Regions from separate parts of the Homo sapiens genome. Here all the other regions are linked to region 1. A link is a loop called in an ENCODE intact Hi-C map of the cell type or tissue named here. Cell type or tissue: endothelial cell of umbilical vein. All regions are shown on one strand.

Region 1 (8,000 bases):
TAGTGGTCATTGTACTTCAAAGTTGGCTCTAATTCATGTCAGCCTCCATTTTTGTGCCTCACTATTTAGGCTGTGCTTCTTTATTATTATTTCTGCTTTTGTCAATCTTACTGCTTCCTCCATGGTACCTATTAATGTTGTGGCATATATGTCCCTGCAACAAATAATCTAATCACCCCGTAGCAGTCAATGGATATTACCACTGCTCTCTACTGCTATCTTTTCTGTAGTCTTATTTCTCCCCAACAATTTGGCCAGAAAGTGCACATATTGTTCTTGTCAGTTATACTAAGGCAAATTTGGAAAAGTTATTGTATAATTTAGAATTATTGGGAATAACATTACTATAATCTAAATTGGTTAGAAGTGCCAACCTGTTTTGAAAGTTTTCTAAGTAGTAGCGCCTTACTACATGTAATTAAGCCAAAATGAAAAGAAAAAACAACACAAAAATTGTCATAGTAGGGTGCTAAAAAGAAGATATGTAAATGCTTATGCGTTAAAATATTATCTGCATATTATAATAAAAGGAATAAAAATAAAACTATGCCCCTCATCCACATTGAAATTTATTGTCTAGACATTTTATAAACATTTGATATTAATTTTCTTCAGAGTGAATAATATATTTGTATTCAAATTTACATTATTCAGATAAATCTCAGCCAGCCTAATTAATTCTACAACAATACTTGATGTATATTATCAGAACCATCAAATTATAAATTATGCATGTGTATATATGCATGTGTACATATATATGTACACATGCAAGTACACACACAAACATTTTTAACACAGTTCCAGTATATGACCTGATCCTATAATAAAATAATAATAGCCATAACAATAAGGAATCATTAGCTTTGGAATTGTATTCCTATATATATATATAAAAGTGTTTTCTTAAGGAGAAACTGCAGTTTTCAGTTTTATCAATAGATGGCACTACTATTTACCATATGTTTTGCTAAAATATAACAATATTTGCTGAAATATATTAATTGATAACTAATATAATTTATTTAATTAACTCATATAATTAATTTATTAATTTTTATTCCTAAAAATTTGCTTTCAATAAACAATTTACTATTTCCTTGACATAGTAATGTATCACCTGTAAATATTCACTTTCAAAATGATACTTATAATCTTTAATCTTTTATTAATACATGATAATTACTGTTAAATGCATTTTTATTATTTATAAACTTTTAGATACTTCCAAAGACATAATTATTATTATTATTTAATGCCTTCTAACTCAGAGTAGCATTTGTAGGGGAGATGCCTATTGCGGGTGTCAGGAGTGGTGTTATCACTAGGTGTTCTGCTTGCATACTATTTGTTTTTATTCTAAAATTCACTGGTGTTAAATCAAAAAATGAGCTGGAGGAAACTTCCAATTCAATAGCATAAATTATCTATAATAGTGATAGAACACTGATAGTCACAAATGATATATTTTCTATTGATAATATTTTATAAAACTATATGATGCACAAAATTATATGTATTTTGTTATAAAACACACTCCCAAATCACTATCATAGAAGCCACAGTACAGGGAACCTTCTACTTATCCTCTGGCAAAGTTTACTTAAAATGATTTGTGTTAGCTGAAAATGTGGGGCCGAAAGCAAAGAATTCATAAGTGCCTCTCAGACCTCCGTATTAACAGAAAACTAATCAAAGCCCTCCAATCTATACAGATTTCTGGGATTCATTTGACATATCTTGCCTATCATCATCATCATCATCATCATATTTATTATAATTAGCCATAAGAACATCTTTTTGCATTTGATTAATATGAAATGTTTGACTGGCATTAAATTCTTAGAAGTAGGTTTGCTTAGTAAATGTCAAGTAAATGGAAATCCACATAAACTTAATGTAATCTCAATAAATATATTGAAATAAATACATATATATGTTTTTGAGGGAAAAAATGCTAGTTGCATTAACACATTTTTCTCTCTGATCCTCATATATAATTATTTATCTTACACAAGTGGCAGTCTTGATTATTAAAAGAAAATTTAAGCAGGCCAGAAATGAAATCTTGGTACCTTTTCAGGCTGTTTTCCTTTTGCAATATGCAAAAGCTTGCTGTTTGCCCGCCACTTAAATGTCAAAAATCCCATGTGGGTCAGAAAAATATCTTTGCTATGGCATGAAAACACTTAATTGTTAACCTATTCTGTTATAAGATTAGCCTGAGTGCTGATTTCCTTCTTGTGAACGTAGTATAACTTGAGACACACACACACACACACACACACACACACACACACACACATATATATGATATTTTCTTTATCTCTTCATTGGTTGATGGACACTTAGATTGGTTCCATATCTTTGCAATTGTGAATTGTGTTATGGTGAACATATGTGTGCAGATGTCTTTTTTATATGATGACCTGTTTTTCTTTGGGTATATATGTAGGAGTAGGATTGCTGGGTTGAATGATAGATCTACATTTAGTTCTTTGAGAAATCGCCACAGTTTTCCATAGAGGTTGTACTAATGTACATTCCTACCAACAGTGTATAAGTGTTCACTTTTCACTGCATTTGTGCCAACATCTATTGTTTTTTTCTTTTTTTTTGGACTATATATATATATATATATATATATATATATATATACACACACACACACACACACCGTGGAATGCTCCTCAGCCATTAAAAAAAAACACACATAATAATGTCTTTTGCAGCAATTTGGATGGAACTGTAAGCAATTATCCTAAGTGAAGTAACTCAGAAATGGAAAACAAATACCACATGTTTTTACTTATAAGTGGAAGCTAAGCATAGTATTCTATGGTGTATATGTACCGCATTTTCTTTATCCAATACACAGTTGATGGGCACCTAGATTGATTCCACATCTTTACTATTGTGAATAGTGCTGTAATGAACATAGGGCTGCATATATCGTTTGAAAAAACAATTTATTTTCTCTTGGGTATATGCCCAGTAATGGAATCTCTGGATTGAATGGTAGTTCAAGTTTTAGTTTTTTGAGAAATCGCCAAACTGTTCTCCACAGTGGCTGTACTAATTGACATTCCCACCAGCAGTTCGTAAGTATTCCTGTCTCTGCAGCCTTGCCAGCATCTGTTGTTTTTAGACTTTTTAACAAAGGCCATTCTAACTGGTGTGAGATGGTATCTCATTGTGGTTTTGATTTGCATTTCCCTGATGATTAGTGATGACTAACATATTTTCGTATCTCATGGAGGGAAGGAGGGAGTAGCAAAAATCAAGGAAATGAATTATAATAATTACTCATAAGTATAAGAAAAGCGTTAAAAGGTATTAATCTGGAGAACTCATAAAAGCCTAGGTATAGCATGTGAAAATGTATTCTATATTTTCCCAGTGCACCAGAGGCAGCAAATTATTTTCTGAATTACTATTACGTATGATGCTCTGTTTTACTGTTAATTTCTAAAACATTCTTCCCATTTGGTCAAGTTTAAAAATGACACAGATGTCAATGAATGAAATCAAATTTACTATGTATTACATGATACAATAAAGTATGCTAAATAACATAAAGACTAATTAGATAATTCCAGTCATAACTTGTGATCACTGCCCGAACCATCTGAAGCTATTGTTTTGAACTTTAGAAATGTCATTGTACTATTTTAAATTGAACTACAATTTAAACATAATATGGAAGAAATAATCATAAATTACACACAATAAAGATCTGAGAAAGCATCTAGCAGTAAAACAACACAGAGAAAGAGATTAGATAAATTCATTAATTTAAATAAAATAAAATTTATTTTTAAAACATATGGATTAACAAGTACACATGCAAATTGCAAAAGGTGCTTAAAATCTAATTAAGCTATCTTGAGAGTGCCCTCATGTTAAATCTTTAAGATCAAATAAGCCTCATTATCACATTAACCTTCTTTCCACTCTCTTGTTATACAAGTGTCATTACATTAATTAGTCATTATACTGTTTTTTAAGTGCTGGCCACCTCATGAGCATTTTGTAACATTACCCAGTACTTGTATACATAGAAGTAATCTATGATATATCACTCCTAGTCCAGTAAACCATATCATGCTAATTTAAATATCTATGTGTAGATATAACCAGATTATAATTTTATGAAGAAAACAACTTTGTAATATCAAAAACAAGATGCAGTACATTCAATTACCTATGTAAAAGAATTCTAGCTGAATGAATTTAAGTCTAAGTCAATCATAGGTGAATAAAAAATAATAGTATCTGAGAATGAGTCACCTATCTGAGATTTGCTCCTATAAACAAGAGAATCTACACGTCTTTGATTCATGTAGAGGACTGTTTCTCCCTTCAACCCTTAAAATGATGTTCTGTTTTATTGCTAACTTAATTTCTAAAACGATCTTCCCATTTGGTCAAAGTAGGAAGAGGAAAGAATCATTGGCTTGGTGTGTTTTTAGAAAGATTGAGCACATGGAACTCATCCTTTCTCATGTGTTGGATCTGCCTGAAAAGAGGATGCATTCTATTCTGCTCTCTTGGCAATACGAGATCAGCAGTGTTGGCTCTGTCTCCGTGTGCTGAAGTCTAGGGTTGCCCAGCGACGCCCATGACTTGGCAAATTTTGGAGTCCATATTTGCCATATATCTCAACCACCTTCTCTAGGCAGCTTTACCCACAATGCAGGTAATATTTTGTCCTTTATGTCAATCACTATTGCATCTTTCTCTTAATTGGTTCTGAAGACAAGGATCAGGAGGAAGAAGAGAGTGGTGTTCTTTACCGATCTCCTATATGTGCAACATCTGATGCTTTGAGAACGCTCTAGAAACTTACAAAGAATAAAGTGCAGTTGACACAGTAACACCAGGAAGAATCAAAGCTTTTGAAATAGCTTCAGCGGGTAACTTAGCCCTGATGGTATATGCCTTAGAGCTGATCTTCTTTACAGTAGGGAAGTTAGCTTTTATATGCTGCAGCCTCCGCAGGTGGCTTTGGGTCTTAAGCTTTACTAAATATGGCATAATTTAATGTTATCCTATTGGGTAAGTTTTCCCCATAAATGAATAGCTGTGTTTATGCAGGCAGAGTTATGTCTAACAAATATACACATTAGGAAGCAGGTCACCCTATGTAGGAGCTGTCATTATTCAGCTTTGAATTACACAGATCAAGTTTGGCCTGGTTTAAAAATCAAGGCTAAGGCAGAGATAAGTTATTTTATGTATCAGTAAATGGCTTTTGCTATGTTTCTTAACCAGGTCTGTAAGCAGTTTTTTTGTTGTTGTTGTTTACCTAATGCATAGGCAGCTAATTTCCATTAGTAATACAAAGCACAAATATAGGTTATTACTCTAAATTATTAATAGCAGCTATAGTTAAGCAGTACTAAACTGACTAACAAAATTACATGTACTGTCTTTAGTTATATAGAAGGAATCTTGCAGGGTTAACTTTCTATAAAGAGAGGCTTGTTCAAAGGTAGCAAGTACCCCAGTTCTGTTATTTATGTATTTTCTTATCATGGCTTTCTACAATGTGTCTTCACCCAAAGAAAGATTATATATTGTATTATATTTCATTACACCCTCAACCTCCTGGGCTCAAGCCTCCTTAGTATCTGAGACTACAAAAACATACGTGTGCATTACCATGCCTGGATAATTTTTAGTGGAGATGAGATCTCACTATGTTACTTAGGCTGGTATCAAACTAGCCTCAATGTTCCCTCCTTGGCCTCCCAAAGTGCTAGGATTACAAGCATGAGCAATTAATGAACAAATACAAAGTAAAAAGCCATGGCTGCCATAAACATTTCTTGGTATCCAAGATCTGGGCCCAAGGGTTACCTGTTTCAAATACCAGAATTACATCATGGAAGTTGTGAAGGCCACCATTAAGCCAAGGAATGTCTCAAACCATTACACCAAGAAAAAAGTGTCTTATTTTAGAGAAATCAATTTCAAGGGTGGGGTAGAAAAACAACTCAAAGGAGGTGTTGCCAACTTAAAGCCTAAGACAGCAATTACATTTCTGTTCCTCCACTGTCTCTGAGAATTGGGTTTGCTCAAGATACCAAGTAGCAACTGAAGTGGTTTGAAAACATATACCTTTGATTTTCCATCACAACATAAATAGTAGAAAATGAAAGGAAAATAGAGGAAGAAAGACTGATTATGCTGGATAAAGTTTATTTAAGAGGACATCTTGGAGGACACAGCAGCCAGATATGAAAAGGAAAATGAGATCTTTAAGTCCAACACACAAACACACACACACACACACACACACACACACACACACACACACCCCACATTGTGGCTCTAAGGACTAAATTCTTTTAAGGACAGTATCCTTAGACAATGAAGAAATGTTTTAGTTGTCTAGTGAATAAAACCTGAGTTGGGGCCTAGCAATCTAACAACAGAAGAACATGAAAAACCTCAGGGAGGGAGGAGAAAGAATGGATACGTCAAAGCTTTCCAGAACCAGGAGCTAATGAGAAACATCTATTCATCTACTCATGTACATTTAAAAATGCTGCCTCTTTAATATATACCCTTGTTTTTTTGTAACAATACAGTGGAATGTATCCTTATTTCAAAGACATTAATACAGGAAGAAAAGTAGTGTGTAGAGTATTTTAGGCTATGTGCAGTTTTGTAGAAGGTGAAAAAACTGTGCTGTGGAGAAGACTGGGCAGGACAGTGAGTGAGTGAAGAGCAGGTGGGGGCATAGTTAAAATTTTAAATAGTGTAGTCTGGGTAAGCTTCATTGAAAATGTGACATTTAAGCAGAGTTGAAAGAGTTTGAAACTGAGACTTATGGAGATCTGGCGAAGAATCTTCTGGGCAGGGGAAACAGCCAAGTGTAAATGTTTGTTATGTATAAGGTCCAAAAGGAAGTGTACATTGAATGCAGCTGGATTACACTTTCTTTTCTGAAAAGGAAAGAGAAATAGGGTAGGAAGATACCACAAAAACTGAGAAATCAGAACATTTACGGTTATTTAGGGGATTCAAAGTCTGGCTTTTAATCTGAGAGACATTGGGAGCCAATGGGATTTTAAGTAGAGGAGGGATGTGACTTGACTTCATAAGCATGAAGTTGGGGACACATAAAAATAAAAATAATTAAGAAAAATTCCTAATAGTTCAGAGATCTTTATCAAGTGTTTACAAACATCGTAGATAAAATTGTGTAAGAAAGACAAAGAACACTAAAATTCTCATGGCATCTCTTAATGTATTTCAAAGTAGCAGTTATTGCAGGTGAGCCTGCAGCTATGCTCTGGACCTAAAAGGATATGACCAGGAAATCTATGGAGTTAAGGCTCCAAGGGAGCCGGGTGTGGTGGTTCACACCTGTAATCCCAGCACTTTGGGAGGCTGAGGCAGACGGATCACGAGGTCAAGAGATCGAGACCATCCTGGCCAACATGGTGAAACCCCGTCTCTACTAAAAATACAAAAATTAGCCAGGCGTGGTGGTGGGTGCATGTAGTCCCAGCTACTACTCGGGAGGCTGAGGCAGGAGAATCACTTGAGGCGGAGGTTTCGGTGAGCCAAGATCACGCCACTGCATTCTAGCCTGGGTGACAGAGCAAGACTCCGTTTAAAAAAAAAAATAGACTCCAAGGGAAGACACGGCCAAGATGAAACATAGTAAAAAGAATCTGGGAAAGAAAGTAATGGATTATGTTAAGGCACAGGTTAGATGTTGCTCTAATGGGAGAAAAGCCCCTAGGTGGGATCTGCCAAATCACTAAGGAAAAGGTGGAAAATATTTGAACAGTGGATGGTTTTGGCAGACAGAGATCATATTTTCATATCTCTCACTGTGACAAACCCCACAGAAAAATATAGAGGAGAATACATGGGAACAAAAATGTGTGGGCCAGAAAGGAGAGAGAAATAAAAAGGAAGGAAGACAAATTTCTAGCAGACGGCCCTCCCAAAGGAAAAAAAAGAAAAAAGTCCACATCAAA
Region 2 (8,000 bases), 370 kb after region 1:
CTGATTATGCCTTTCAGACAGCACAGCCACAGGATCCCACTAGATTGCTATTTCATGGTGTGTCACCCTTGGTGACTGTCCTTGTTTCTTTCCTCTGCCCACCTTCTCAATTCTGGCTCATGTTGAGGTTGTGTTATAAAAGTCTCTACAGAAAAATAATCACCTAAGCACTGAAAAAGATACTAAGATACATGTCATGTGCTTAGGTCCTGAAGCCTTATATTTTAGTAATGATATGAGATAGTTAAAACATGAATATTTCATAAGTTAAAAAAGTTGTCACATGAGAGATACAGAATTATATAAATTTTTGTAGGAGAAAAACATCTATTTTGAGAGAAAAAAAAGCTTCCTAATAGAACTCAGATTTGATCATGGATTTTTTTTTTTTAATGATTAGGATTTTCAAGGTGGAAAATGGTTACAAAAGAAGAACACAGAAATACAGAAAACCAGTAATCTTTGTCCCCTAAACCTCAACTCGTCTATCATTTTTATATTACCCTTATAAGTGGTTTCAGAGTGATAATTCCCTAAATCAATAAGCCAATCTGTACAGTTATCCCAATAAAAGAAACCTAGCAAAACTTACTATGTCTCCTTTTAGCTGATTTTTAAATTATTATTTACCACATATGTTTGCTTACATTGAAAACAGCACTGAAATCACTTTTTCTACGTAGTTAGCTCTTTAAGTGGTAGCACTGAAGTAGGAAGAGTAAGAAAACATATCTCCTAAACAAGTCTGTCTTCTAATACTAATAACTACCATTTTTCTATACTGACCTAAGCATTTTCTTCCCATCATTTGATGGGAAGACCTCATTTGATCTTTGTAACAATCTTAAATGCTACTTGTTTCTTGTTTTACAAATAAAGAAGAAACTAGCTCCAAATAGTTACTTATCATGTCCCAGCTTAAGCATAGTAAGTGATGGAGCCAGGCTTCAAACTTATGCTTTCTTGAACTATTAACCATCACATTATTCTGCCTGTACTTTGCTCCTATCAATGTTTATAGTTCTAGCAAACAATATGGAAGATATTTATTATAGACAATTGGAAATATAAAACTTGAGCACAGTAGAAACTCAGGGGATCTTAATTTGACATCGCTGTATATAAAATCATAGGTGAAGACATGAGTTAATGTGATAGAAGAAAAGAAAGTATTTATAGAAAGAAGGTTGGGAAGTATAGCAACTGGCCTTTCAAATAGTTTATCAAAAAAAATTGGACTGCCCTCAGTCATGAAATAACTCATATGTAACTTTTTAAAAACCTCATATGATCAGTAGTGTTTAGAAGCATTTGATCTGACCTTCTATTGCCTGAGTTTGAAACCTGGTTCCATCAGTAACTAGCTGTGTAATTTTAGAATTTTGTGGGGTTTTTTTTCGTTCTTTCTTTTTGCTTTAATTTTCTCATCTGTAAAATGGAGATATTAATAGAACTGATTTCATAGATATAAATCAATGTATGCAAATCTCTTAAAATAGTGTCTGCCAGACATTACAACTGCTATGTTAGACATTATGACAGACTATAAAATAGTGTCTTTCAGCACCTTAATGTCTGCTATCATTAACATCAATATCATGCCCCTGTTATTATTTTATTTCATTCTAAAAAACAACCAAAGAAGTAGGCAATCTGCAAAGAAGTTATAATCCAAAGTTTGTGTGCTATTTAATAATTATTGAAACAATACTTAAAATGATACATTCTCAGGTTAGCCCACAAACTCTACTTAAACCTAGATGGTTCAATTATGGTGCATACTGATGATGTAATGTAACTTTAACAAAATATGACCAGCAATTTACTTTTAAATCTCATAACTATATTTCATATATTTTAGGCAATTTCCTGTGCTCACTGTAAACTTGTATGGTAATGGAAATTAGAACTGCTCCAGTTCCTAGTTAATGATTCTATTTAGCACGAGAGCTCTTGTGTTGCAGGGCAGTTGTAAGGGGTCAGTAAAGAGAAGGATGAGATTCCAAGGCAGTAGGGAGAGAAACCTTTGGACACTAGTAATTCCTATCATTTTTGCTTTCAAGAGGATATTTATTACCAACTTATTCTCTGTGTTAGGTACACAACATCAGTGATGCAGAATCTTTGCCTTTCCTCAACAATGGGTGCTCAAAAAGGTCAAACACCTGTGATGTCTTTCTGAAAAGATAGATTTATACTGATTCAGTTCCATCTTCTTACTGATTACTGTCCTCATAGAACTAAGGAAGTTAGTGTTAATTGAATGCACTTCCATCATAAAAAATTTGATTGACATTTAGTGCTACCTAGACAAAGATCTCTTTAAATACCACAGAGAGGTAATTAAAAATTGGACATCTTGGCAGGACTGTTCATGGAAATCTTCTAGAGAATATGAAGGTTTTTTTAAAGCTCGTGGATATCAAATTTTTCCTCCTCCTTTGCACATGTCTCCATTGCTTCTGAGAGTCCTTTTTGTTCTTTCTCATGGTCCCCATATTCAACTTGTATCCATTCTGCCCAATTAACAGATTTTCTTCCTTGACCTCTCTACGTTTCCAATGGTAGGATGAATCTACACATGCTTCACAAATCATTTTATGAGAAATGCACAGAATGAGAAAGCACAGAATTGAAGACCTTCTCCTATTCATTTTATTAAAAACAAAAGCAGGCTAGGTGAGGTGGCCCATGCCTGGAAATCCCAGCACTTTAAGAGGCCAAGGCAGGAGTGTCACCTGAGGTCAGGAGGACGAGACCAGCCTGGCCAACATGGTGAAACCCTGTCTCTACTAAAAATACAAACATTAGCTGGGCCTGGATCATGCATGTAATCCCAGCTACTCAAAAGGCTGAGGCATGAGATTCGCTTGAACCCAGGAGGCAGAGATTGCATTCAGCTGAGATCAACTATTTTACCCAATACAGAGCTTCCTTCAATGGAATAGAGATTAGTTTGTTAATAGCTGTGAATTTAGGTAATTGTAGGAATAAAGAAAGCAATGAAAGTTCTTTTGCATATATCTACACATATACATAATTTACATAATCTAAGTGTGTGTATGTATGTGTATATGCTACTATACATATGTTTTCCTCTTAAGTGAACTGCTAATTTACTATGGTATATTGAAGATATAAACATTATTTTGCTATCTTCTTAAACCCTTTGAGACAACTAAAAATACTTTAAAATAGATCTGCAAGGATGAAGAGAACTGGAGGAAACAAACAAAATATTGGAATCTTGTAAGAATATAGATAGGTGGGAACTGTCTTAGTGGCACTAAGCAAGCTGAATCCCAACTTTGTGGTTGGTAAAGCTGCAAACCTTATTTATACACAGTTTCCTCAGATAAATTAGCAATACCAAGTACCGCAGGAAATGAAAATGACAGTGATTACTAAAATATGGAGGCCTGTTGAAAATTATGTGCAAAGTCAATAAATTGCCAGATCCCCTCCCTTATGCAATCCTGGTAGAAACCTGCAGGTTTATTCTTTCAGGACACAGCTAAACCATATGGAATCTGGAGAGTACCGCAAGCTGAATGCCATAAAAAGCAGCCCTCTACCACAGTGCATTCCACCCCAGCCTCTGGCAGGAATGTTGAAAGCCATAATCTTAGCCATCAGGCAGATTATTCAGATTCTTCTTTGAAGAACTTTTTATGTAAAATTGGGAGTTCCCTAAAAATGATTCACCCAGGTCACTCACAGGAAAGGTGATGGTTGAAAAACCTTACTCAGTGCTCAGAAATTCTAAGTCAGATTTTCAATGTCCTTTTCTTAATCAAGAACAAAAAGCCAGCATTAAGTAGGCATGTGAGTAAACCCTCTAACATGAAAGATAAGACCAAAATAAACAAACAGATTAAAACAATGTGAAATGAGTCAATGCAGTTAAAAAATACTGTAAAAACACAACATAACAAAACCTGTAATTTATATCCTCAGAGAAATGAGATAATAGCCAATAAATGAAATAAAAACAAAAGGAAACTTTATAAAAATCAATGATGTAACAGATAGGAGAAAAAAATGTAAAACAACATAGACATCACTTCCAGAATTCCAAAGTCCAAATAATAGAAGGTCCAGATGGAGAGGGAAGGAAAACAGATGGTAGGACATAATTAATAAAATTATTAAAATATTTCCCAGAACTGAAGGACATGAATTGCCAACTTGAGAGAGTTCACCCAGTGCACAGTAAAATGAATTAGAATAGACACATATCATGGCACACTGTAACATTTAAAAATATTGAAGACAAAAACAATTTGCTACAAGCCTCCAGAAAGAAAAATAAAATGCTCTATCATACAAAATGAATTAGGCATTAAATTTGATTCTGACTTCTCAGCAGCAACAGGGAAGTCTAGAAGGCCATAAAGCAGTATACAATTCTGGGGGAAAGAACTCTGTGCTGATTATGGCCCTAATCTTGCTCTCCTTTTCATGCCCTGATACTGAGTCAGCTACCAATACATTTTTCTCCCCAAAGAGGTATTTCTGCTTTAGCATGCTCCTCAGCACTGGAGGTAAGCAATGGCAAACTTAGAAGCCAAAGATCAGCATCTCTCCTCCTCATATACGTGTGCTGTACTTTTTGGTGTCTGGTCCACAATTTAGCCCTGCCAGTTGCCCTGCTTATTGAAATATTCCTGAACTTTCAGATATTCTAATGAGGTTTTCCTCTGACATCATCTCACCTTTCTAGCAACATGTCCAGTTTCTTTGTCTAACTACCACTCATCATATAGGTCTCATCTTACATGACTTCTCTTTTAACAGACCTTCCTTTACACTTTTCCTTTATACTCTTCCTTACATCACTTTAATATTAAAGTAGATCCCTTTCACCACCACCATTCATCAATATCAATGTACTTTTGTAGAACTCTGTGTTTTCTCTGCATAACACCTAAAAAATTGTGATTAGAGAGCTACTAGTTTAAATATTTGTTTACTATTGACACTCAATAAATCTGTGTTCCAAGAGAGCAAAGATCCATCTTTTTGTTCAAAAACTGTATCATCAGTAACTAGCAGAGTCTCTGGTGATCTTGATAAGGGCATAAGTAAATGCTTCATACACTAATTTATTTATTTTATGCAAAAACAATAAAAAATGTATTATCAAATTTCACTAAAATTTAAAATATTTTACAGTTTTATAGATGTATGCCATTTAAAAGTTATATATAAACATATAGGTAGATATGGATATCCAGCAAAAATGATTCTTTTAAAATACCATAAATTGGGCAGAGAATTGTTTCTATGAGAAATATTACGCAAAAAATATGTCATAAGAAACACTGGTGTACACCTTCATCTTTTTTGTATGATGGTTAATTAAAATGGATACAATTGGGTGGTTGGAATAGTAAAATTTCCAAAGCTGAAAAATAATAAACTGGTCAAATAATGCATAGTTTATTAAATTTGGCATCCTAAAGAAATATTGGAATGTATATTACATATCGAAATAATTGCCTTTGATTTCTACTTTGTCAGAGCACTTGGTTATAAGATCCTTTTAATAATTTATTAGCTGTATTCTTATGAATAAGCATTGTCTTTATTTTAAACTTTTCTGTATAGGGAACTGGTTATTCTTAATTTATCCTTAAACTTAAGTATTTTTTTTAATTGGTGACATAAGGCACGGAACAGGTTTCCAGCATCAAATGTTAATTAGCTTATTAATCAATAATTTAAAAATCATATTTGTTGCTTTAGTCCTCAGTTAAAAGGGCAATTAGCATAAAAATATATTTAGAAGAAAATGTAGTCACAGAGAAAGAGAATGACATTGGGTATAGTATATCACTTTTCTAGTTTTAACTGATATCATTAGTTACATTATCCAAGAAATGCAAAGGATGTTGATAAAATAATTTAATTACTACATTGTACTACATGCCACTATTTTCTATATTGGCAAGCAAATTGTAAAAACATTCAATAATAAGGAAGATTCATTTAAAAAATAAGCTTCTCTGATTTTCTTAGAATAAATAATTTTAAAATATCTCCATGTATTAAATTGGAACAGTGAGCAAAAAATATAATGATTAAAAGGCATATTTTTGCTTATATTATGGTACTTATGACTTGAAATCATATTGAAATATTTGTAAATATAAGAGCTTTCTTTTTACTCTCTGTATATTACATTCTTTAGAATATTTTTATTTAAGTCCCAAATAATTAAAATAAGATTTATTTCTGTTTTAAGGTTATCTAAGCAGTGGTTTTAGTGTTTTCTTCTTGATAACCTGTAGCTGATTCTCGTGCACTTTGCAATCAGGCTCATTAAGCTGGCTGACACACTTCATAACTCTGGCTTGAAAATGATCAAATAATGAGAAGGACTGTAGAGGAAGAATTGATTTTTGTTACAAAAGGGAAAAGTACAGCAATTCTTATTACCAATTCAGACAATTTAGTTCCATTTGACAGGAAATAAGGTGTCATTCTGAATTACTGAACAAGCACTAACATGAGGATAACAGTGAATCAAAAATGTTTATTTTAAAGCTATGTCCAAAATGTTATCAGTGATATTAGTATAGGATGTAGCTCCATGAGCCTATCTTACCACGGAAACACCAAAAAGTCAAGCATAAACTGTCAGAATAATCTTTAGATAGCTCCAAAAAACAGTCAAAACTGCTAACAAACTAAGAGAATGCTAAGTCAAGAAAAAGGCAAATTAAAAATGGTAGAAAAACTTTGCTACATTTTTACTTACCTTAGCACTCCCCCTTTCCCAGCTCAGCAGTGGTGCTGAAGACATAAGCCCATGATTTCAGAAATTCTGGCTCTTAGAATAGCTGAAAATTATTACCAGTTATTGTAAGAGCCAGAATTTCTAAAAAATTCTATCCTCTAATAAAGTTTTCAATAACTGAGAATTATTTTCAGGATTTTAAAAGCAGATTTTAGCAAGCAGAAAACATAATTAGAAAATTTGAAGGTAAGTCAATTGTAATTATCCACGTTGTTGAGTAAAAATTTAAAAAAATTGACAAAAATGAACAAGCCTTATGAGATCTGTGGAATGCCATCAAAATACGCTATCTGCATAACAGTAGTCCCAGAAGAGGAGAGAGAAAAAAAGAAGGAAAATATTTGAAAAATAACAAGCAAAATCTCCCCAAATTTGATAAAATACATTAATTTACACATCCAATGAACGTTCTGAAGGACACAAAAACATCTGCACTGAGCCCAATTATAAAGAAACTTTTTACAAAGCAAGAATCCTGAAAACAGAGAGAAACAACTTGCCCTATTTAAAAAAAAAAACTTCAATACAAATAACAGCTGATTTTTAAGCAGAAAACACAGAGGCCAGAGGTAGTTGGAAGATAAGTTTAACATGCTGATATAAAAATCATGTCCACCAATAATTCTGTATCAGATAAAACTACCTTTTGAAAATGAAATTGGAAAGGAAACATTTTCAGATAAAGGCTGTGTAAGTTTGATGCTAGTAGACCTTCACTCCAAGAAGTGCTAAAGGGAAATTTTGTGACAGAAATGAAAGGACTCTAGACAATTACTCAAAGCAACATGAAAAAAACAAAACAAAACAAAACAAAAAACACTGATAAAGGCAACTACATAGGTAAATACAAAACCAGTATTATTGGACTGAGAGTAGTAGTTCCCTTTTTTGTTTTTCATTATGTCTTAATGAAAAGCAAAACCCAATAATTTTAAATATATATTAATGTGCATCCAATATATAAAGATGTAATTTGTGAAAACAACATAAAGGGAGAGGAATGAAGCTGTACGAAAAAGTGTTTTGGTATACTATTAAGGCTATGATGATACTAATTCAACTAAATTGTTATAAATGTAAGAGTTTAATTTTTAAAACTGGGGGAAGCACTAAGAAAATATCTAAAAATATACATAAAAGGAAACAAGAAGCAAATGAAAACAGTATACTATAAACATTAATTGAACACAAAATAAGG
Region 3 (8,000 bases), 75 kb after region 1:
TGTAAGTTGGATTCCTAGGTATTTTATTCTCTTTGAAGCAATTGTGAACGGGAGTTCACTCATGATTTGGCTCTCTGTTTGTCTGTTGTTGGTGTATAAGAATGCTTGTGATTTTTGTACATTGATTTTGTATCCTGAGACTTTGCTGAAGTTGCTTATCAGCTTAAGGAGATTTTGGGCTGAGACAATGGGGTTTTCTAGATATACAACCATGTCGTCTGCAAACAGGGACAATTTCACTTCCTCTTTTCCTAATTGAATACCCTTTATTTCCTTCTCCTGCCTAATTGCCCTGGCCAGAACTTCCAACACAACAATCAATAGTTTACCAACCAAAAAGAGTCCAGGACCAGATGGATTCACAGCTGAATTCTACCAGAGGTACAAGGAGGAACTGGTACCATTCCTTCTGAAACTATTCCAATCAATAGAAAAAGAGGGAATCCTCCCTAACTCATTTTATGAGGCCAGCATCATTCTGATACCAAAGCCGGGCAGAGACACAACCAAAAAAGAGAATTTTAGACCAATATCCTTGATGAACATTGATGCAAAAATCCTCAATAAAATACTGGCAAAACGAATCCAGCAGCACATCAAAAAGCTTATCCACCATGATCAAGTGGGCTTCATCCCTGGGATGCAAGGCTGGTTCAATATACGCAAATCGATAAATGTAATCCAGCATATAAACAGAGCCAAAGACAAAAACCACATGATTATCTCAATAGATGCAGAAAAAGCCTTTGACAAAATTCAACAACCCTTCATGCTAAAAACTCTCAATAAATTAGGTATTGATGGGACGTACTTCAAAATAATAAGAGCTATCTATGACAAACCCACAGCCAATATCATACTGAATGGGCAAAAACTGGAAGCATTCCCTTTGAAAACTGGCACAAGACAGGGATGCCCTCTCTCACCACTTCTATTCAACATAGTGTTGGAATTCTGGCAGTTGTTAAGCAATTAAACCACTATAAATTTCCTCTTAGTTCTGAAAAAAAAAATTGGAGCAGATACATCTCTTCCAATCTAGGTACTGTTAAAAATGTGAGGCAGAAAGCTAACTGTAATTAAAGGGTAATGAAAAGTCTATTGTGAAATGATTATTATGTACTTGATGGGATTGGCAAGATCACTTTGCATAAGCTACCTATCCTTCCCATGGTGCTTGCTGTTCTGTGCTATGGAACCGAAAAATTGCTTAAAACGTTATAGGTGTATTATTTATTTAATTACATTATCATCTAAATATATGACCCAAGTGTCTAAAGGAAGATAAGCTACAAAAACATAAATTATTATTGCAATTACACAGTTAAAAATCAATTTAAATGGATTCTGAGAAGATGGTGGAGTACAAAGCACCAGGAACCTGTCTCTACACCTAGACAATAATTGCACTGGCAGCCTCTGTCTGATGGAACTGTTTTTAAATTCTAGAGTCTGTAGAAGGCTTGGAAAGCAATTTGAGATGAATTTCAGTCAATTTCAGCTATATTGTCATAGCAGCCACCCCTTCCCTGGCAGGCAGCTGAACATTTCTACTACAAGCAGCTTGCACACAGCTTACAGGAGCCATGGCTGGGAAAGGGGATCCTGTCATTGAAATATTGGGGATTTGTACTCTGAATCGTGCTTCTGATCCCACAGGTTTAGATGAAGAAGTGGATGGCCACTGTTCCCTCCATGTTGCAAGCTCCCCCTTCCTCAGCTAAAGTGACTTGCAGATAATTTAAAGGGTCAGTGCCCTTTTCCTCCCTGCTTCCTTCATTTTTTTCTTTTTTACCTTTTTGGAACAAGACTTTAAAGATAAGAATTTTCAAAGGAAATTTACATACAGAGAAAACTAGAAAGTGTCTGGATGTGCCTAGGAGAATGCACAAGCTCAGAAAAATTCTTAGAAAATCTTAAATTTATATCTCAGACAGATCTTTGGCACACAGCCTACAACAATAAATAAATCTAAAACAATAAATACATTAAAAAGAAGAAAATTCTGGGGAAGAAAGAGAATCTGGTTTTGAGTTACAGTATTAGATTTAACTGTCTAGTTTTCTTTAAAAATTTAACATGTATATGAAGAAATGGGAAAGCCTGGCCCATTCAAAGGAAAAGAGTAAATCAACAGAAACTGTCCCTGAAGAAGACCTGATATAAGATCTATTCAACAAAGGTTTTAGACGATTGTTTTCTAGTTTCTCAAAGAACTAAGGAAGATGTGAAGAACGTGAAGAAAAGCATGTATAAACAAGCATCCATAAAGAATTAGGAAACCTAAATAGAAACCAGAAAAAAATTCTGGAGCTGAAAATATAGCAACTAAAATGAAAAGTTCACTAGTGGGATTCAAATGCAGATTTTAACAGGAAGAAAAAAGAATCAGTGAACTTGAACCTAAGATAGTAGTAAATCATGAAGCCTCAGGAACAGAAAGAAAAATGATTGAACAAAAGTGAACCAAGTCTACATGATTTGTAGAATACCATCAAGAGTTCCAACACATGCATTGTGGGATCTCCAGAAGGAGAAGAAGCAGAGAAAATATTTGAAAAAATAATGGCAGAAAACTCTCCCAATTTAATAAAAGACATGAATCTTAACATCCAAGAGTCTCCACAAACTCCAAGTAAGATGAACTCAAAGAGACACATACCTAGACACTTTACAATCAAACCTTTAAGAGCCAAAGAGAGAATTTTGAAAACAGCAAGAGAACAGCAATGAATCACATACAAGAGATCCTTAGTACAATTGTTTGCAGCTATTTTTATCAGGAACATTGAGGCCAGAAGGTGGTAAGCTAATATATTCAAAGTGCTAAAAGAAATAAGCTGCCAACCAGTAATCCTATATCTGGCTTAGCTCCTTCAAATAAGGGAGAATTAAGACATCCACACATAAATAAAATCTGTGGGAATTTGATACCTGCTCACCTGCCCTGCTAGAAATACCTAAGGGAGCTCTGCAGGGTGAAAAAAGGTTACTAGACAGTGACTGAAAGCTATATAAAGAAATAAGAATCTCAATAAAGGTAAATGCAAGGACATTGTAGCTCCACTTTTTAATTTCTACATGATAAAAGCTCAATTATCATAACTTTGGTTTGTAACTCCACATTTCGTTTTCCATATAACTTACGGAAACTACTTCATTTGAACTAAATATGAGTTTATATTTTGGGGTACAGAATGTAAAAAGATGTAATTTTATGACATCAACAACCAAAAGGGTAGGTGGAGCTGTTAAAGAGCAGAATTTTGTATGTGATTGAAGTTGGTAGATATCCAAATTAGAGGGTTTTTTTGTTTTGTTTTGTTTTTTTTTTTGAGACTCTGTTGCCAGCCTGGAGTGCAGTGGCGCGATCTCGGCTCACTGTAACCTCCACCTCCCGGGTTCAAGCGATTCTCCTCCCTCAGCCTCCCAAGTAGCTGGGAATACAGGCATACGCCCCCACGCCCAGATAATTTTTGTATTTTTAGTAGAGACGTGGTTTCACCGTGTTAGCCAGGATGGTCTCGATCTCCTGACCTCGTTATCTGCCCGCCTTGGCCTCCCAAAATGCTGGGATTACAGGCATGAGCCACCGCACCTGGCCCAAATTAGAGAGTTTTCAGTTGAGGATGTTAAATGGACTTCCTATGGTATCCACAAGGAAATAGTACTGATTATATATATAAGAAAATGAAAAAATAATTTAAACTTTTCACTACAAAATATCAACTACCCACAAAGACATAGTTACGCAAGAAATGACAGACAAAAAAGCTCTAAGGCATATAGAAAACAAATAGCAAAATGAAAGAAATAAAGTTTCTCCTTACCAGTAATTTATTTCAACTTTACAAAGACATAGTTAAAAATAAAAAATTTATACATTTAAGAGATGCAGCTTGATGATTCGATATATGTGTACATTGTGAAATATTGCCACAATCAAGTTAACTAACATATCCATTACCTCACATGGCTACTATTTTTTTTGTGTGTGTGTAGTGAGAACACATAAAGCCTCTTAAATTTTGCGAAGACACTCTTAGCCAATTTTAAGTATACAATACAATATTGTTAACTATAAGCATATTGTTCTGGCAATATACAAAAATGATTTCCAGAACTTATCTTGCCTAAGTAAAATTTTGTACCCCTTTACTATGTAAGTATTACTTTAAATGGAAATGAATTAAATATCCAATCAAAAGACAAATATTGGCAAAAGTACAAAATCATGATAACTGTATGCCTTCTATAAAAGACTCACTTTAGAAAGACACAAATACATTGAAATGAAAATATGAAAGAAGATATGCTAATAGTAACCAAAATACAGCAAGATGGATATACAAATATTAGACAAAACAGACATTAAATTTAAAAAGGTTACGATATATAAGGAAGAAAATTATATTTTAATAAAAGTTTCAGTACAATAAGGAGATACAACTAAATACTTACATTTGATAAGACAGGGATGAATCTTGAGGATATTATCCTAAGTGAAATAAGTACCCAAAGAGAAATACTGTATAATTTTAGTCATATGAACTACTTAGAGTATGCAAAATCAGACAGAAAGCAGCATGGTGGTTCCCAGGAGTGGAGAGGAAGATAGAATGGGCATTTGTGTTTCATGGGTATAAAGCTTCAGTTTTACAAGATGGAAAGAATTACGGAGATGAATGTTGGAGATGGTTGTATAACATTATGAATGTATTTAATAACACTGCCCTCTATAGTTAAAATGATGAAGTGGTAAATTTTATGCTATGTGTATTCAACCACAATTTAAAAATTAGAAAAAATCAATTTAAACCTCATCTTGTGTATGGGTATAAACATGTTGGTTTATATAAGTCTTGTTCTAAATACATGAGTTAATATTTTTTTAAATGGCAATTTACAATGTTTGAAAAGCATTAAGTATTCATTAAGTGCTATTATTGTGTTATATGTTTTAAATATAGATGTACAGTTCAATACTCAGATGCAAAAATGAGTTTATTTCTCATATCCAAGCCCATTCTTGTTCCACTATCTTAGCTTATTCTTAGACATAAGAAGAGACTTTGAACTTCACTGAATGTACCTTTCTCTCTCAAGTCTGTGGCTCCCTTTACTGGGAACACTCTTTCACCTGGCTGTCACCTAAACTGAAAAACCAGTGTGTTCTTAGAAGTGTCCTATGGCCTTCAGCATTTATATTTGACTTCCCTTTCTGATTATTCCATAGTGTATATGTTTCTGAAATTATTTTATATTGCAGTATTAAATGTAACGGAGTTTTTTTTTTTTCCCCTTTTCAGTCAGTAAGATTTTGAAGACTGGAATATTATCTCTTACAGTTGTATCTTTAGTATTTAGCTGAATGCCTAGAAAAACATAGCAGTTAAATCAATATTTGTTAAATGCATGAAGATTAAACAACGATCATGTATGTACTTCCCCTCATCTTTTTCTTGCCTACTCTATTGCATATGATGGGAGATTAAATTGAAAGTGTAGTAAAAAATCAATATGCTTAATGAAAACTGTTATTAAAGAAATTGAATCTAGAAATTGTTGAACTGTGCTAGGTTTAAATGATTGATTGCCAATAAACATCAGTTGATTGATAATTCTGCATGTGGCTACTGTAAGAAAATAAAATCTTCAGCAAAATTTTAAATAAGATAGTCCAGAAAAATTGAACAATGCATAACTGCAAATATAAGAACCACCATTACGTGACTTGTTATTTGCACATTTAAAAATTATTGAGTACCTACCATGTGTCAGTACAGTGCAAACATCATAACACAAAGTTGAATTGGTAAAGGTCCTTTGCACAGAGTTTGTAGTCCAGAGAAGAAAAGTGAGAACAGTCAGTTTTATTCTGATGTAACAAGTACTTTAGTTTTTTGATGAGGAACTTTAAAAAAAAAAAAGAGTAAGTTCAGGCACAAGAGGCGTTTGTTTACTTTTGAAGGACACACTGGATTTAGGTAGATAAAAATGACAAGAGAAGGTTTTTCAGTAGAGAGGGAGAGAAGAATGTATTCAAGAACAGTAGTAATGGTTGGGTACGGTGGCTCAAGCCTGTAATCCCAGCACTTTGGGAGGCCAAGGAGGGCAGATCAGATGAGGTCAGGAGTTCAAGGCCAGCCTGGCCAATGTGGTGAAACTCTATCTCTACTAAAAATACAAAATTAGCTGGGTGTGGTGGCCCATGCCTGTAATCCTAGCTACTCTGGAGGCTGAGGCAGGAGAATCACTTGAACTCGGGAGGTGGAGGTTGTAGTGAGCCGAGGCCGCACCATTGCACTGCAGCCAGGGCAATAAGAATGAAACTCTGTCTCAAAAAAAAAAAAAAGAACAGTAGTAATAAAACAATGGAATCAGAGAACAGCTTGTGTTATGGAGAACTTGCAGTAAAGTGTGAACATGGGAGAATAGTAGGAAGAATTAATAGAGAAATAAGTTTTCTAGAATAAGCTAAAGAGTTTATTTTTTTCTCAGAAAGCTAGAAGAAGCCATTAAGGGATTTTAAAGGGAAAGTGAAATGGTCACATGTAAATTTTATGAAGACCTCTCTGGTTATAATATAAAGTGCAGGTTGAAAGCGAAGGAGAAGTCTCCATAGGCAAGGATAGTTTGAAGGTGAGAAATGACAGGCCTTAAACTAAGGCAGCTACAGTGGAAATAAGAGGACATAATGAATTTGAGATAAATGAAAAAGTTAAATTCACAAGATTTTGTGACAGATTAGATTTGAGGATAAAATGAGGGTTAAAACTTAGCCAGACTTGGTTTTCTAGCTATACCTACGTTAACTAAGAAACACTGCAAGTACATAGGGTTTAAGATAAAAATATTTCTAGTAATTTTGCATATTCAAATAAAAAAATTTGAGACTCAAAAGGCAAATTGCAAGTAGAACTTAACTTTGGAATTTCTCAGGGTAAACATAGCAGTTGTAGCCATGAGCTCAGAAAGATAATGCCAAAAAAAAAATTAGAAACACATGCTTTATACATTTAAAAATAAATATGAATAGATATTTAGCCAAAATTATTATTTAAAGAAAGTCATGATAAAATTATGTTTCTATGTTAATATTCCTTATGAACATGTAAATAATATTTTAAAAAACGATTTTAGAAACTAAACTTAAAATTACCAGTTACACAAACTCCTTTGTAAATATTTCTGCCACTCACTTACACGTGGACATTGTATTTTTATATATTGTTATCTTCACCAATAAGTTCCAAAATAATATGAATAAAGACCTTTAAAAATACGTTTTAAATTACTGATTTTAAGACTTGTTTGTGAAGTGAATTACAATATGCAGTACTCTAATAAATCAGGAGTAAAAAGTTATTTAGAAAGAATATTCATTTTAAAACAGTGCACTGTTTGACAATACTTATGATTACATGCCATGTCTCTAATTTAATAATTACTATTGAACCTACACGACCTGCGTTAGTTTTTTGTATTTAGGCAGAAAATTAATGCATGTTCCATGTTTTATATTTGTGACAGAAATCCAACTTCCTCAGCTATGCCAATGCTCCCTGCTTTATTTGGCTTAGAAGCTTTTGGATCATAAATATTCTCTGATTCCACTTGGATTTTAAGAGCCACAATGTCCTCAGGCCTATATTAAAAATGAATCAGTGATAAAAATTATGCGGTGAATGATGTATTCTATTAAAAATATTAAATTTCTACGTTTTTAGTTGAAGTGGAATAAGAAGTGCATTATTTATAGTCTAGAGAAGAAAAAAGTCAATAGCTGTATTTTTAAATATCTGAGTTTGATGGTATCCTCTAATACACTCTATATTAAAAAATAACACTCTAGCTTTCTAAAATGTTAAAAAAAATTTTGCAGATTAAATTATTTTTATCAATGATATACAATTTGGGTTCTGTTAGCAATGAATAGCCTAAGGGGCAAAAACCCTTTCTCATATATTTGTATATATAATATATATATAATATATCAT
Region 4 (8,000 bases), 250 kb before region 1:
GCCACAATTAAGTCGGAAGAAAAGCATAAGCTTTAAGAATCAAATAAATAAAGCCGACCTGAGAATTATCCATGAAGAAAACTTTGTAGGATTTTACTGACATTTTGAAATGCCTGCAACAAACAGATCAGAAACCTACTACATTTTTTTGAGGGAATTATTTTGTCAAAGAAGCAACGAATCAAGTATAAGAAACACTTGGACGTTTTTACTTCAATCCTTTGTGTTTAGAGTTGCACAAGTAAGAAGAGCATGATAAAGACTATACTCCACCAAACTGATCGTTTTCCTTCCAAAGTACACTCACTTCAGATATGCCTATAGAGGGTAACAAACAAGAAGGAGTATCTGAGAAGACAAAACAAGAAGTCAAAGAACAATGCATGAAGAGGGAAAATTAGGATGGTCTGATTAAGGTGTTTCTCCAGCAAAGTAGAAGTTCCTATAATGTCTGGACTCCAACATTTTATTATTATTCTGGAAAAGTGATTTCGGTGTGTTTCTCATTCTCCACTTTGCCAAGTGGGGCTTTTTGTCAAGGTTATTCATCCCCTTCTCCTCTGTGGAAGTGCACAGATATAAAATGAGACATATAAGGAGATAGACAAAATGTCTTTTGGTTTACGGGTTATCAGACAATAAGGGATCCATTGACATCAAGTGAATGACCTAGAGATCTTGAACGCTGAGTTGAGTGCAGCAATTGGACAGGACTTTGGTTTATCTTATCTGAAAATACTAGATTGGTTGACCGTTGCTGAGACAAGATATGTGTTTACTAAAACTACCTCCTCTTCTTGGAGATCCAGCTACTGTGTATATGCTGGTCCCCTTGGCATTTGGATGTAATTATATTACAGATAATAGACTATAAGCAGAATTGATGTGAACAGCTCCTAGGACTGGCTTTTAAAAACTTCCTATGTATACTCTTCATGATTTTTCTTCCCTGCCAGCTGAATTAGATAAGCATAGCAACTTTAAAAACCACATGATGAAGATGATGGACCTAAAAGATGGTATTTCCTTGCTCTTTGAATCATCACTCAGAGAAACATGCATATTAGTCTTTATAGGATTCAAAAAATAAATTAATCCATAACAAAATGTAATTCTTGTTTAAAATAAACCTTTAGAAATATTTGAGTTTACTTGCAATCTTCTAGCTTTATTTTATCGAGTAGACATAGGTCACATAACAATATGATATAATTTATGCGTATATCATATAATTTGTACATCTGCCTCTTATTTATAGGTTTAATCAGTTTGTTATTTCACAGATCATCTCAATTTAATTCACTCAATTAAACAAATAGCTCTGAGTAACCATTTATGTGTGATGCTGAGCTACTACTGGAGATAAACCAGTGAATAAGACAATAATCTTGTCTTGAAGAAACTTATGGTCCAGAAGAACTTAGGTAAATGCAGTAATGCACCACATAATGATGTTTTGGTGATTAACAGACCATATAAATGATGGTGGTCCCATAAGATTGTAATAGAGATGAAAAATTTCTGGCCCCTAGTGATGACATCATAGCCATCATAATATCATCATAGTGCAATACATTATCACACATTTGTAATGATGCTGGTGTAAACAAACCTACTGTGCTGCCGGTTGTATAAAAGTATAGCACATAGTCAGGCATGGTGGTTCACGCCTGTAATCCCAGCACTTTAGGAGGCTGAGGCGGGCAGATCACCTGAGGTTAGGAGTTCGAGACCAGCCTGGCCAACATGGTGAAATCTGGTCTGTATTAAAAATACAAAAAGAAAAACAAATTAGTCAGGCCAGGTGGCGGGCATCTGTAATCCCAGCTACTCAAGAGGCTGAGGCAGGAGAATTGCTTGAACCTGGGAGGCGGAGGTTGCAGTGAGTCGAGATCGCACCATTGCAACTCCAGCCTGGGCGACAAGAGCAAAACTCCATCTCAAAAAAAGAGTATGGCACATAAAATTATGTACTGTTGGTATTGATAATAAATGACAATGTTGCTGGTTTACTTACTTGTGATGCAATGCTTTTTAATTTTTTTTTTAGTATACTCCTAATTATTTTTTAAAGAAAATATTATAGTAATAGACCCTCAGGCAGGTCATTCAGGAGGCATTCCAAAAGAAGGAGAAGACAGCTCCATGGGTGTTACTGCCAGTGGGGCAAGTAGACCTTCCAGTGGAGTGAGATGTGGAGGCGAAGACAGTGATATTGATGATCCTGACCCTGTGGAGGCCTAAGCTAATGTGTCTTAGTTTTAACAAAAAACTAAAAAAACAAGATTAAAAATAGAAAAAAACTTACAGAATAAGGATATAAAGGGAGAAAATCTTTTTGTATAGCTGTACAATATACAATGTGATTATGTTTTTTTTTTATTATACTTTAAGTTTTAGGGTACACGTGCACAATGTGCAGGTTTGTTACATATGTATACATGTGCCACGTTGGTGTGCTGCACCCATTAACTCGTCATTTAACATTAGGTATATCTCCTAATTTTATCCCTCCCCCATCCCCCACCTCACAACAGGCCCTGGTGTGTGATGTTCCCCTTCCTGTGTCCATGTGTTCTCATTGTTCAATTCCCACCTATGAGTGAGAACACGCGGTGTTTGTTTTTTTGTCCTTGCGATAGTTTGCTGAGAATGATGGTTTCCAGCTTCATCCATGTCCCTACAAAGGACATGAACTCATCATTTTCATGGCTGCATAGTATTCCATGGTGTATATGTGCCACATTTTCTTAATCCAGCCTATCATTGTTGGACATTTGGGTTTGTTCCAAGTCTTTGCTATTGTGAATAATGCCGCAATAAACATACGTGTGCATGTGTCTTTATAGCAGCATGATTTATAATCCTTTGGGTATACACCCAGTAATGGGATGGCTGGGTCAAATGGTATTTCTAGTTCTAGGTCCCTGAGGAATCGCCACACTGACTTCCACAATGGTTGAACTAGTTTACAGTCCCACCAACAGTGTAAAAGTGTTCCTATTTCTCCACATCCTCTCCAGCACCTGTTGTTTCCTGACTTTTTAATGATTGCCATTCTAACTGGTGTGAGATGGTATCTTATTGTGGTTTTGATTTGCATTTCTCTGATGGCCAGTGATGATGAGCATTTTTTCATGTGTCTTTTGGCTGTATAAATGTCTTCTTTTGAGAAGTGTCTGTTCATATCCTTTGCCCGCTTTTTGATGGGGTTGTTTGTTTTTTTCTGGTAAATTTGTTTGAATTCATTGTAGATTCTGGATATTAGCCCTTTGTCAGATGAGTAGATTGCAAAAATTTTCTCCCATTCTGTAGGTTGCCTGTTCACTCTGATGGTAGTTTCTTTTGCTGTGCAGAAGCTCTTTAGTTTAATTAGATCCCATTTCTCAATTTTTGCTTTTGTTGCCATTGCTTTTATGTGATTATGTTTTAAGCTAAGTGTTACAAGAACAGTCAAAAATTTAAAAAACTTAAAAAGTGTATGAAGTAAAGGAAATGTTACAGTCAGTGAAGGTTAATTTATTATTGAAGAAAGGAAAAACTATTGTTCATTAATTTAATACAAACTAAGTGTCCAGTGTTTTAAAGTCTGCAGTAGTGCACAGTGATGTCCTAGGCCTTCACACTTACTCTCCACTTACTCACTGACATATCCACAGCAACTTCTAGTCCTACAAGCTCTATTCACAGAAAGTGCCCTATACAAGTTTACCATTTTCAATCTTTTATACCATATTTTTACTGTACCTTTTCTGTTTAGATATGTTTGGATGCACAAATACTTCCCTCTGTGTTACAATTGCCTACAGTATTGAGTACAGTAACATGCTGTACCGATTTGCAGCCTAGGAGCAATAGGCTATACCAGGGGTCCCCAGTCCCTGGGCCAGGAACTGTTCCATGGCCTGTTAGAAACTGGGCCACACAGCAGGAAGTGAGAGAGCGGCAGGTGAGTGAGCAAAAGTTCAACTTTATGCCTGCTCCCCACTGCTTGCATTACCGCCTTAAAGTCTGTCTCCTATCAGATCAGCAGCAGAATTAGATTCTCATAGGAGTGTGAACCCTGTTGTGATTTGTATGTGTGAGGGAGATTGCAGATTCCTCATAAGGATCTAATGCCTGAGTATCTGTCACTGTCTCCCATCACCCCCAGATGGGACCATCTAGTTATGGGAAAACAAGCTCAGGGCTTCCACTGAACCTACATTATGGTGAGTTACATAATTATCTCATTATATATTGCAAGTGTATTCCTCTGTCTTCAAGCTGCTAATAAAGATATAACCAAGACTGGGCAATTTACAAAAGAAAGAGGTTTAATGGACTTACATTTCCACGTGGTTAGGGAGGTCTCACAATCATCGCAGAAGGCGAAAGGCACATCTCACACGGTGGCAGACGAGAGGAGAGAATGAGAACCAAAAGAAAGAGGTTTCCCCTTATAAAACCATCAGATCTTATGATACTTATTCACTATTACAAGAATGGTATGGGGGGAACTTCTCCCATGATTCAATTATCTCCCACTGCATCCCTCCCACAACAGGAGAGAATTATGGTAGCTACAATCCAAGATGAGATTTGGGTGTGGACACAGCCAATCAATGAGGTAATAATAAAAATAAAGTGCATAATAAATGTAATGTGTTTAATTATCCCAAAACAATCTCCCCCGCTCCAGTCTGTAGAAAAATTGTCTTCCATGAACCCCATCCCTGGTGGGGACCATATATTCTTGTCAAGGGAAAAGGGAAAAGGAGAGAAATTGAGACTTTTCTGTGGTTCTTATACATGGGAATCCATATGACACTATACTAGGTCCCCTTTGAGAAAAAATTAAATGATGACATCTGGAGGTTTTGGGACGAACATGCGACCCATGATATTTACTGCCTTGTGGTCCTTATCTGCCAGCAGGTGGAGCCCTTTAGGCCATTTCAGGTGACAATGACCATGTGTTCCCACTGCTGAGTGCATTATCAGCATTGACATTTTGGCTACTGGTGGCACAGAACATCACTGCCGCCTGAATGCCCCCTAACAAGTAAGAATTTGAGTCGTAACAGCAGGGAAAAAATCCACTCCTGTCTTCTATCTAAATTACTCAAAGGGTTATTCAACAAAAGTAGTACTGCATATTAAGTGGAGAAAAAGACATTACTTTGTTAACTCGGGACTCGATACAAATTACTCTGTCATAGCATAACAGCACACTTTGGCTAGTCAAAAAGGTCTTCAGGTCGTGGAGACTGACAATGGATTGTTTCAGACTGAATGCCAAGGCTATGTGGATGGGAAGCCAAAAATCTTCCAGATACAATCAAATAAAATGTTTAACTATGGCTAACTCTGGCAGCATTCACTAATAAAAGGGAGGTCCTACAGCTGGAAAGCCCCTTTGGGTACTGGCCCCAGCATATACTTCACTTGAGTGTTCCTTTTGTCCCTTTTGTCAGGATTACCAGCAACACCACCAACTTTGGATGAGGCTCTTTGCAGCAGCATGTCTTGAAAGCATTCAACAAGTCGTGGTTCCAGTACTACCTTTAAAATTTTAGAGGCTGCTAACCCAATAAAATTACAGATGTCTGCAATCTCCATGCCTGCAGGTTAGAGTCTGTGGCAACACAAAACTTCCAGTGGGGTGCACAAGCCTCTTGAATTTAAACACATAAATTGCCTGAGGCAGCCAGAAGATATACCCCTTTTGAAAATTAACTCCTTGCTCACTGCTGGACACTGGTGGAGATTGAGCATCTATGGCTGGAGTGTCATATGCAATACGTGTGACAAACTCTATTTACACTGGGAATGTTTCTGGAGCCTTGGGGGACCAGCTCACAATGGATCCTAAGATGATTTTGTCCCTTACAGCCCTATCTGTAAGAAATAAACAGGCTTCATATAACTTGTTGCATGTGAGTGTGTCTGTCTCACTGAACTCAGACAAGCCAGAAACCAGGACATAGTAAACCTATTTTGCAGTGGATCAAAATGTGTGTTATAGACTGAATGCTTAGGTCTCTCCCAAATTCTTATGTTGAAATCCTAACACTCAATGGGATGTATTTGGAGGCAGGGCTTTTGGAATGTGATTAGATCAGTCTAGTGCCCTTATAAAAGAAACTCCAGAGAGTTTCCCTGCTGCTCCCACTCTGTGAGGACACAGCGAAAAAAAGATGGCCTTTAGGGACCAGGAAGCTGGCCTTCAGCAGATAATCAATCTGCTAGCACCTTGATCTTGGACTTCCCAGCCTCCCAGAACTTTGAGAAATAAGTTTCTTTTGTTTATAATTGACTCAGACAATGGTATTCTGTTACTGCAGCCTGAATAAACAAACACAATGAATTGAGTCTGAATTCAGGATACAAAAAAAATGTGAAAAGTTTGTATGCAGGAGAATTTGTGTCTGAAGTAAGATAAGAATATTTGATAAAAAGAAAAGCAGCCATATTCAAGAGTTGGAGGAAATATCAATAGGATAAGGTTATTCATTTCATGATTGATGGATAAATATGCTCACAATGGGATGTAACTAATTAAGATCTTCTGGCTTCTGGCATGATGTTACTTATTGAATTAGAGAAAATAGAAGTTGGAATTAAGTTTTGGATGTATTAAGAAGAATTACATATTAGTACTGTGGAAGTGCTAAGCAGAATTATTTTATAGCTTCTCTGAAACTCAGAAATTGATCTTGACTGAAAATAAATATGCACCAGAAATGGGTACACCAAGGGCATAGAGAACAACGTAAAAACTTACCACAATATGTTATGTTGTAAAGCAATATTTTTGACATGCTCAAAATCAACATTATAAATGCATGTAACTGAAATAGTTTGCGTCTAAATTTAATACTGTATTACTCATTCCTCTGTCCTTAAATCATTGAAAATATCAAAGATTACCAAAACACAGCTTTTAAAATGTAGCAGTATAAAATTATTCCTAACTATTTGCAGTTGTACTGCTGGAGACATTAAATATCACCAGCGAATGTTATTTACTACTATCAGCCCTGAAATATGCTAGCTTTACCACCCACACTGTACCATTCCAACCAGCATCCATGTTATCTCTTAAACTCTAGTTCAGGATGATCTACTATGACTGTGATGTGGATTTGTTTATTTTTACATATAATAGCTTCCAGGGCAAATCAATGGAAGTGCAGGATTTTTTTTCTTTCTATCCTGTGAGATGAGAATTAAAATGAACAAGGCTACTGACTAGATATACTTGGTATTATGGTTTGAATGTGTTTCTGCAAAATTCATATGCTGGAACTTAAACTTCAAGGTGATAGTTTTAAGAGGTGGGGTCTCTTGGCAAGTGTGGTCTCTTGGCTCTGACCTCAAAAATGGAATTAATGCCATTAAAAAGAGGGTTTGGAGAACTGCTGGACCTCCCATCTCTTCTGCCATGTGAAGAAGCAGCAGGAATGTACAATCTTGGAAGTAAAGAGTAGCCCTCGTCAGACATAGAATCTACTGGTGCCTTGATCTTGTACTTCGTAGCCTCCAGAGATGGATAAATAAATTTCTACTATTTATAAATTATAAATTCTGTGGTATTCTGTTATAGCATCAGGAACAGGTTAAGACACTTGGTAAATGTGGTGGTACAGTATATATGTTTATAAAATCCTCATATTAAAAGACATTAAGGGAATGGAGAAAAATAGTGAACTTTCCATTGCAGCAAATGCTAACAAGTATTTTGATTTGAAATCTAGTAATTAAAGGAAAGTAAAAATAGTCTTATACATATTTGAATTATATGTCATGAAATAAACTATCCACACACAGCACTGAAATTATGCTTAGTACATCAATTAATTTTGTCTTATCATACACAGATCTATTTAATATCACTGTGAAAACTTATTTAAGAGTTTAAATACAATATATCCTATGTAATGTGGCTATATTAATATTTTCAGATAGTTTAGGCAGAACTGTACTGACTCTGTCATTGTCTGAATGCTCTCTTTCAA

What was found. Hi-C counts contacts between places; a loop is a spot of excess contacts. Peaks named below come from ENCODE experiments on the same cell type or tissue, not always from the same donor. Only the 100,000 strongest peaks of a DNase experiment are listed, where the experiment ranks them.
Region 2: it touches region 1 in a loop (7-fold over the local background); 3 of 110 quality-filtered maps call a loop at or near these places.
Region 3: a loop joins it to region 1, with 6 times the contacts of the local background. A loop is called at or near these places in 5 of 110 quality-filtered maps.
Region 4: it touches region 1 in a loop (3-fold over the local background); 2 of 110 quality-filtered maps call a loop at or near these places.

The regions. Positions count from the first base shown.
Region 1 is chr4:161,563,479-161,571,478 of GRCh38, forward strand. All of the region lies in intron 8 of FSTL5 (follistatin like 5), which reads right to left. Among named protein-coding and RNA genes, the nearest start is that of FSTL5-AS1, 460 kb to the right of the region's middle. In endothelial cell of umbilical vein, no CTCF peak of the experiment used is centred here; a DNase peak (open chromatin) is centred at 3,173; H3K27ac peaks cover 1,963 bases.
Region 2 is chr4:161,933,227-161,941,226 of GRCh38, forward strand. All of the region lies in intron 3 of FSTL5 (follistatin like 5), which reads right to left. Among named protein-coding and RNA genes, the nearest start is that of FSTL5-AS1, 86 kb to the right of the region's middle. RefSeq lists an enhancer at 3,016-4,215. In endothelial cell of umbilical vein, no CTCF peak of the experiment used is centred here; a DNase peak (open chromatin) is centred at 3,725; H3K27ac peaks cover 2,954 bases.
Region 3 is chr4:161,638,186-161,646,185 of GRCh38, forward strand. All of the region lies in intron 7 of FSTL5 (follistatin like 5), which reads right to left. Among named protein-coding and RNA genes, the nearest start is that of FSTL5-AS1, 380 kb to the right of the region's middle. In endothelial cell of umbilical vein, no CTCF peak of the experiment used is centred here; a DNase peak (open chromatin) is centred at 4,546.
Region 4 is chr4:161,315,660-161,323,659 of GRCh38, forward strand. No RefSeq gene overlaps it. Among named protein-coding and RNA genes, the nearest start is that of FSTL5-AS1, 700 kb to the right of the region's middle. In endothelial cell of umbilical vein, a CTCF peak has its summit at 4,889 (motif pointing right); no DNase peak of the experiment used is centred here.